3 separate regions of the Mus musculus genome follow, and all the other regions are linked to region 1. A link is a loop called in an ENCODE intact Hi-C map of the cell type or tissue named here. Cell type or tissue: gastrocnemius. All regions are shown on one strand.

Evidence for each region. Hi-C counts contacts between places; a loop is a spot of excess contacts. Peaks named below come from ENCODE experiments on the same cell type or tissue, not always from the same donor. Only the 100,000 strongest peaks of a DNase experiment are listed, where the experiment ranks them.
Region 2: it touches region 1 in a loop (4-fold over the local background); 11 of 42 quality-filtered maps call a loop at or near these places.
Region 3: it touches region 1 in a loop (2.1-fold over the local background); 9 of 42 quality-filtered maps call a loop at or near these places.

Annotation. Positions count from the first base shown.
Region 1 is chr2:164,831,721-164,834,220 of GRCm38, forward strand. Neurl2 (neuralized E3 ubiquitin protein ligase 2) reads right to left here and starts at 1,876. Exons shown (of 2, transcript NM_001082974.2): 1 at 979-1,876. The coding sequence starts at 1,720. Ctsa (cathepsin A) reads left to right here and starts at 2,053. Exons shown (of 15, transcript NM_008906.4): 1 at 2,053-2,130; 2 at 2,310-2,488. The coding sequence starts at 2,077. In gastrocnemius, CTCF peaks have their summits at 1,143 and 2,136; DNase peaks (open chromatin) are centred at 866, 1,129, 1,760 and 2,057; H3K4me3 peaks cover 2,014 bases; H3K27ac peaks cover 1,868 bases.
Region 2 is chr2:164,909,968-164,912,467 of GRCm38, forward strand. It overlaps Zfp335 (zinc finger protein 335), which reads right to left and starts at 1,783. Exons shown (of 28, transcript NM_199027.2): 1 at 1,550-1,783; 2 at 655-905. The coding sequence starts at 855. It overlaps Zfp335os (zinc finger protein 335, opposite strand), which reads left to right and starts at 1,466. Exons shown (of 2, transcript NR_166490.1): 1 at 1,466-1,783. In gastrocnemius, CTCF peaks have their summits at 1,378 (motif pointing left) and 1,949; DNase peaks (open chromatin) are centred at 1,321, 1,637 and 1,861; H3K4me3 peaks cover 2,500 bases; H3K27ac peaks cover 2,500 bases.
Region 3 is chr2:164,896,970-164,899,469 of GRCm38, forward strand. Zfp335 (zinc finger protein 335) reads right to left here. Exons shown (of 28, transcript NM_199027.2): 15 at 2,288-2,500; 16 at 1,215-1,308; 17 at 1,020-1,114. Among named protein-coding and RNA genes, the nearest start is that of Gm46775, 7.1 kb to the left of the region's middle. In gastrocnemius, a CTCF peak has its summit at 1,232 (motif pointing left); no DNase peak of the experiment used is centred here.

The DNA.
Region 1 (2,500 bases):
AAACAAACAAAACAAAACAAAAAGAAAGAATTTCTCAACCTGGAGTTTGTGACAGCTCCAAACCCACATGTCCAAATCTCAGAACATTTTTCTAAGGAAAACACACAACACATAGCTGAATGTGGTTAAAGGTGGCGGCTCATGGCTAATCCCAACCATCCCCACAGGCTGAGGCAGAAAAGACTGTAAAAAGTCCATCCGGAGCCTACCTGGGCTACTTACTGAAATCCAGAGCAGCCTTGTCTCCAGAGTAAATTAGTCTCAGAAAACCAAAAATAAATAAACGCACAAAATTCTCAACAAGTCTCTGGCCTAAAATCAGTTTTAGAATCCCTGTCTTCCGGGCTGGGGCGTGCATGAGAACCTGACTTGGTTTCCAGGACAAAATTTAAAAACCACAGACTTGGGCTAGAGTGATGGCTCACTGTTAAGAGCACTGACTGCTCTTCTAGAGGTTCTGAGTTCAACTCCCAGCAACCACGTGGTTACAACCATTTGTAATGGGATCTAGTGCCCTCTTCTGATGTGTCTCAAGACAGCAACAATGTATTCCTATACATAAAATAAATATTTTTTTTTTCTGAGACAGGGTTTCTCTGTATAGCCCTGGCTGTCCTGGAACTCGCTTTGTAGACCAGGCTGGCCTCGAACTCAGAAATCCGCCTGCCTCTGCCTCCCGAGTGCTGGGATCAAAGGCGTGTGCCACCACACCCGGCAATAAATATTTTTTTAAAAGCCCACATCCACATCGTCCAAACCAAAAGGAACCTGCAGGGTGTCTCAGTCAACTAGGGGAGATGAATATACCAGGCGGGCCCACAGCCAAGGTGTGATGTGCGTAAAATCACAAGCTGGTGCCCAAGGCAGACCGTGCATCTTCAAAACTAGTTGCAAGGCCTTATTAGCTGGCTGTGGGGTCCTAGCAGGTGTCCGTCCCTACACTGAACCAGAAGGTCACTCCAGGGGTGGGATACCTACAGCCATACTCCAGCTGGACCAGACGCACGCTCTTGGTGGAAGCAAACACATCTACCACAGCGTAGAGGGGCTGAGCAGCTGGCAGCCCCCGGGCGCTAGGGCCCATGTCCTCCCCGTTGATGATGATGTGCATGTCGGCGGTCCCATCCTCACGGGGGCAGAAGAGAACACCCAAGCGGCTTCGGCGCGCTGTAGGAGGCAGCACGTTTTGTTCATAGAGCTGATCTAAGAGGTGGCTATAAAGCCCTGGCCGGCTGCGGCCCACCAGACGGTCCCGGGGAATTCGGAACTGCTCGATGCGCAGATAGGGTTCAACCAGTAGGGCTTGGGGACCACTGGGGACCGCTGCCTCCGCTTCTGGTTGACCTTCCCGGGGCACACGGTTGTGGTGGCGTGTGATAGCGAAGACCCAACTGTGGCCAAGGCTGACCAAGTCAGGCAGTGAAAACTCGGGTACAGCGGCCAGACTGGCGGGATCCAGAGCGGTCAGGCCAAGACGTAAGTGCCCGCACCAGCCCAGCTCTTTTTCCTCAATTTCCACTAGAAATACCTGGCCGGGGGCCAGGGGCTCACGACTGAAGCACACACCGTGGGCGAAACTCTCCACGCGTGTGGCTCGCGTTCCTGAGGGGTCCATGCGGATGTTGGCTCCATGCACTTGGTGGAAGCGGGTGGGAGGGGGCTCTGGGCGCGCAGGGCTCCGTGGGCCACCCAGTCCTACGTGTTCGGAGGGAGCAGCCATCTCCAAGCCGTGCAACAGGGCAGCTCATGCCAAGGGCTATTTTGGGCAGCGGGCTCAGATTGTGACCGCGGGGGCGGGGTGGATGAACCATGTAAGGCATTTCCCCCTTCTCTAACTTCCCCCAGCTCTGCCTGGGGGTCCTAGCGCCGCTTTCTCGCTTGTCACCAGTAAGGGGTCCCCAGGAGCCTGGGGAACCCTTCTGTCAACACCAAGATCACCTGATCTCTGGCACCCTGACTAATAACCTTCAGGGCCACGCACTTTGACCACTCCCGACCCTCAGGCCCACAGATTAAAAAAGTGAACAATGAGCAAACTGTCACGTGATGCAGATGCTCACGTGACCAGAGCTACACATGACTTCCAGTCCAAAGGCGCCTCCTGGAGAGCAAGGACGCAAGGAAGCAGAGGTACGGAGATGCCCAAACTGGTGGGCAGCGAAGGTGGCTCTGTGGCCCGGAGTTGGATCCGAGCGGGGGCTTCTCCCGGAGATGTGCGCCATCGTCTCCCCAGGAACTGCTGCACCGAAGCGCAAGGGATCTGGGGGGACTGGTAAACAAACATCCTCCACCGATGCTTCCTCCTGCAGATGCCCGGAACCGCGCTGTCTCCACTGCTCTTGTTGCTGCTCCTGTCCTGGGCGTCCCGGAACGAAGCAGCTCCGGACCAGGATGAAATCGATTGTCTCCCCGGCCTGGCCAAGCAGCCCTCTTTCCGGCAATACTCCGGCTACCTCAGAGCATCGGACTCCAAGCACTTCCACTACTGGTGCTTGGCTTG
Region 2 (2,500 bases), 78 kb after region 1:
GACCTGGACCACACCTGTCCTGTCCCTAGCAGTAACCCTGTAATATAGCATAAGTTAGACCCCCAGGGTAGGCCCACTTCTGCTGACATAATGAAACCCTAAACTGCACACCCAGGGCCACTACTTCATATCTCCATCAAGTGGAGTCCAGATACAATCCCCATCTCGCAAAATTACTTATGAAGCTACCAGAGATGACTATGTTTCTAATTTTCACTTAACAGAGAAGATGAGGGCTAGAACCTGGGTAACCTGCTCAAATCACAAAGTAATGGGTCAGGAAAACATGGCTCAGTTTCCCCTTACAGCCTAGCACCCATAGAACCCGGCCCTCCCGTTCCATTTGACAGATGGGAAGACTAAGATAACTGAGATGGATCAACATTTGAACCGGGCTCATGGAGCCTGAGGGCTCTGGGTAAGACCATGGATAATTCTGGCTCTGTCGATAGCAAGCACGCTCTGCCTCAGTTTCCCTTTCTGAAGATTCTGGAAACAAGTGGTTTAAGTATGTCTCTTAGCCATGGGACTTGTCAAAACCGACCACAGCAGTTTGGCATGGCATGGCTTGGCGTCTGCCTCAAAAACAGTTATTTTCTACAAGTAGGCTTTGCTGACGGTCCCCCTGCCCACACCATCCACACTGATCCATACCACAGAGTGGTTGCCACCGTCCGAGCTCTGCCCGACGCCAGAGTCGTCAGCCTCCGTTAATCCTGGGACGGTCGCAGCGTCGCTGCTGTCCGCGGACACAGCTTCCGAGGTGCACACACCCAGGCCGCTCTCAGAAGGCTCCTCAGGCTGGCCGGGCCGAGGGGCCGCGTCGCTACTGCTCTCCACCTCGTTCTCCTCCATTGGTTCTGGGGACCGACTGACAGCGAAGCGCGGGGTTTGAGGCTTTCACTCTGCTGGGCGATACGACCATGGTTGCAACAAGTGGTCCACCTTTCGGGCCCGGCCAAGCAGAACCCACCCAGATGCACCGGTGTGCCCATTCTGCAGATGCAAAGACTGAGCATCGGACTAGATGGGACGGGGTTTCCTGGAAAGGGAACCTTCCAGAAAAGAATAGGGACGCCTGGCCTCTCAGGCTAGGACCCTTTGGGAAGAAGGGTGGTCCCGGTGGGTGATCACGGCTCCTTGCTCCTCCCAGAGGCATGAATCGACCCTGGGCGGACACAGCGGCCCGGCGCTCCGGCCCCCGTGTCCCCTCGGATGAGGAGCCGGTGGTACAGCCCGCAGGCCCCCGGGGTCAGTGGTTCACTCCCCCTCCCCGGACTCCCCTGCGGAGGGGGCTGACAGCGACGGTCGCGGGGCCTGGTGTCTCGGGGCTGTCCCCGGCGCTGCCTGAGCTCCAGGCCCGGCGCCATCTTGTGGCGGCGCTGGGTTTCCGCTCAGGCAAATGCGAGAGCGGCTAAAGGGCCTGGGACCCCGGGGCCCTGTTCGGACAGCCCCGCCGGCCCGGGAGTCCGCCACCCGGCAGCCTCGCGGCAGGGCCCCGGTGCACGGCAGTGTGCGGAGGGGCAGCCCGCCTCCGGCTGCCGCTAACCTGAGCCTCTGGCTGCTGTGTCGCTCTCCGACTCCGGCATCGACGAGGTCGCCATCCTCTCACCCCCGTCGCGGAGGAACCCATCGGCCGCCCTCGAACCGGAACTACTTCCGCCGCCGTCCCCCCGGGAGAGAGAGATCTGCGGGGTTTCAGAAGGCCTCTCGGAGGACTCAGAGCCGTCGTCGGGTCCAGGAGGACTCTAGAAGTCACATGCTGCCCGGTGTTAGGGCTGAGGTCAGCTGGGTACGGGGACTACTTTTTCGTGTGGCGGAGGGCTACACGGGAAGTGGCATGACGTCACGCAGGTCCCAGCCCGGACTCGCCGGACAAGGCGCGGCGGAGGCGCCCGGCTCTCGTGGGTGTGGCCCCCAGCGTCTAGCCACACCTCCAGGGGTCGCTTAGAGAACCGTCGCGACCTGGGATGGTTTAGAGGTGTCCAGAGGGGAGGGAACGTCAGTCATTTTCCTGGTTTTTCACCTGTAGCTTAAAGCTCCACTCGAGCCAGATCGGGTTCTCCCGGGTTGGGCTTGCTGTGCCGTAGTACAGATGGCAAAACCGAGGTTTGAGGACAGGAAAGGCTGGTCAGGAATCACAACTAAGGCGACTTGGGGGATCGGGTAATGGCAGAGGTCAGGGATGTTTGAAGAAGAGTTAATGCTTAGGCCACGGTGCACTTCGCAGCTGTATTTCTTACTAGGACTGGAGGGCCAGACACCCAGCTGTCCTCTGATCAGTGTAGGTGTGTTTAGAAGTTGGGGAATTAGCTCAGTGGCAAACACGAGGCCCTGCGTCCTATTCCTAGCATACACACGCGCTCATAGACGCGCATGCACGCACGCAGGCAGTGTTAGGTATTTTTAGAAGTCTACAGTCCTTGGGCCCAGTGTGGTGGTGGCTCATGCTTTTAATCTAGCACTCCGGAGAGGCAGGCTAACCTCACTTGACTTACAT
Region 3 (2,500 bases), 65 kb after region 1:
CACAGAACACTGAGAGGAAATTATCAATAATTACATGAGAGATAGGCATCTTTCATATTCAAAGATATGCTTTTGCAAAGCAGTAACAAACACCTAGCAACTTATAGAAAAGAGCAGGTGACAGACAGGTGATCCAGACTAAAGCTTCGGACAGATGTCCTGCTCTGTACTGCACGTAACAGAATTATAAAGTAGGACCCTAAACTATGCCTCCAGCCTTCTTGAGAAACACGGACACGACGTTCTGAAGAATGACACGAGCACACTGCACACAGTGGCCAGGCTGCGCATCACATCCTGCACAGCAGATCACTCAGGGGCAGAGCAGTGAGTCTATTCTTAAAGGAACATCTGGGGTTTGGCTGTGAAGATGGGTTTGGTTGCAGATATGGAAGAATAATGACAAATTGGGGAAGATGTATGGGATATGAGATGGTGCCGAGAGAGCTCTGGCCTTGCTACTGAACTAGACAAAGCCTTAGGAGTGTTCTAGCTGCAGGTTGTGTATAGAGGGAAGCTGCTTTAGCCCCTACAGGAGCTTCACAGGAATGGTAGACACTGAGAAACCATGCCAAGGAGAGCACAGGAGCCACACGGCAACACATGGCCCTCAGCACAGCAACTGTGAGGTGGTTTGAATGAGAATGGCCCCCATAGGCTTAGATATTTGAATGCTTCATCACCATCCTTCTGACTCTCTAAGGCTGGAGATCAGGATATAGTTCTCAGCTACCACTCAGTGCATGGAATTAGTCTCTGACATTGTAAGCAAGCTCTCAATCAAATGCTTTCTTTTCTAAGAGTTGATTTGGTTATGTTGTCTCTTCACAGCAACAGAAGAGTGCCTAAGACAAATGGTCACTAGAAACTAGAGAGTGCACTGGGAAAGACTGCCTACCTTGGCCCTATAGAGTCCGTTCCTTCAAGTTTAGGCTGATCTGTCCCTGGCAGGGTTGGAGTCACTTTGTTCCTTTACACCATGGTCAACAGAGGAGCGCGGGGAAGTCCCAGGTGCTTACCTGCAAGGCCGTGGCCCCCAGTTCTCGTTGGGCGCTCATATTCAACAGCAGATCCAAGGCTGTCTGAGTGGCCACTGCAGTGGACTCCTCGGCTCCTGGGTAGGGTGGAACCTGGGCTTGAAAACGGGCTGGACACTTGGCACCCAATGCCACCGGTCATGTTCCTACCCTAGCCCTGCCTTCTTCAAGGCTCACCTTGCTGGTAGATGATTGTGGTGCCACCTAGTGCATCAGGACAGAGTAGTGGGGGGGTCTCAGGTGACTGGAAAGGTGCTGGTTCTTGGGGGGCCTGAGGAGGAGAATGGGTCAAGTCTGAGAGGGGTAGCCAGAAGTGCATTTACCAAGTACATCCGATGTCGTCATTTCCTCCCAGTCCTTTGTTTATCTCACATACTATTCTGAAAGGTATCTACCAGCTTAGTGTCCAGTGGAATGGTGAGGCTCAGAAAGTGAAGGGCTGGAACCTGAACCTAAGACTGCCAACTCCAGTGCCCATGAACTGAGTGAGGTCATCTTTCCAGGGCCACTGGTTGCTCCCACAACAGAACACGAGCTGCTCACCCCAAAGTCTGCTTACCCCAAATCCAATCCATCCTCCTCTTTAATTTTAAAAGACATTTTATTTTGTGGGTATGTGGTATGTGTATGTGTACAGGCATATGACTGCCAGAGTGCACATATGGGTATCAGAGAACAACTTTGGGGAATCAGTGCTCCACTTCCACCATACAGGACCTGGGGATCCAAATCAGGCTTGGCAACAACACCCTACCTTGCCAAGCCACCTCACAAGCACCTTCCCCGTCTTTCCTGTCACCAGTATGTTTCGTTTCAGTAGGGAGGGCAGCATACCCTCCCTACTGAAACAGGACTACATTTTTCAGTCTGTCATTCATGATTCTGAAAAGGTGGCCGCTTAACTAAGCAGGACTTCCAGGCTTAAATGAGGACTGCATGGGTGGATGGCAGCAGGCACCTTTCTTATCATCTCCCGGCCATTCCTTTTGCTCTGGCCATGTTTCTTGCAGCTATGCCAGACCATGAGGGCAACCACAAAGACCAATGTCAGTTCCTTGAATACTGTGCAAAAATACTCGAGTTGGAGACACAGCTGTTCAGGACCACTGAGTTTTACAAGTGTTTCACATCTAAGAATAACCAGCTACTGCTGTAGTCTGTTGTCTAGACAAGTGCTGGAAAGCTACCCTCTTCTAACCAGGCTGGTGTCCACCACCTGTTACCACCGCGTGTACCGTGTCCCAGCCTACCTCGGGTCCTGGTGAGCTGAGGGGAGGGCCAGGGGCCGTGCTGTGTTGCTGCTTCAGCTCTTCTATCTGTTGTAGAGAGAAGAAGGGGCGGCGGCGGGACGGGGGCTCCTCAGGGTGGCGCCGTCCCCACTCCTCAAAGCTGTTGGCATGGCGGCATCTTACGTGGAGGCGCAGGTTCTTCTTGTGGCGAGTGCTGAAGTGGCAGTACTCACA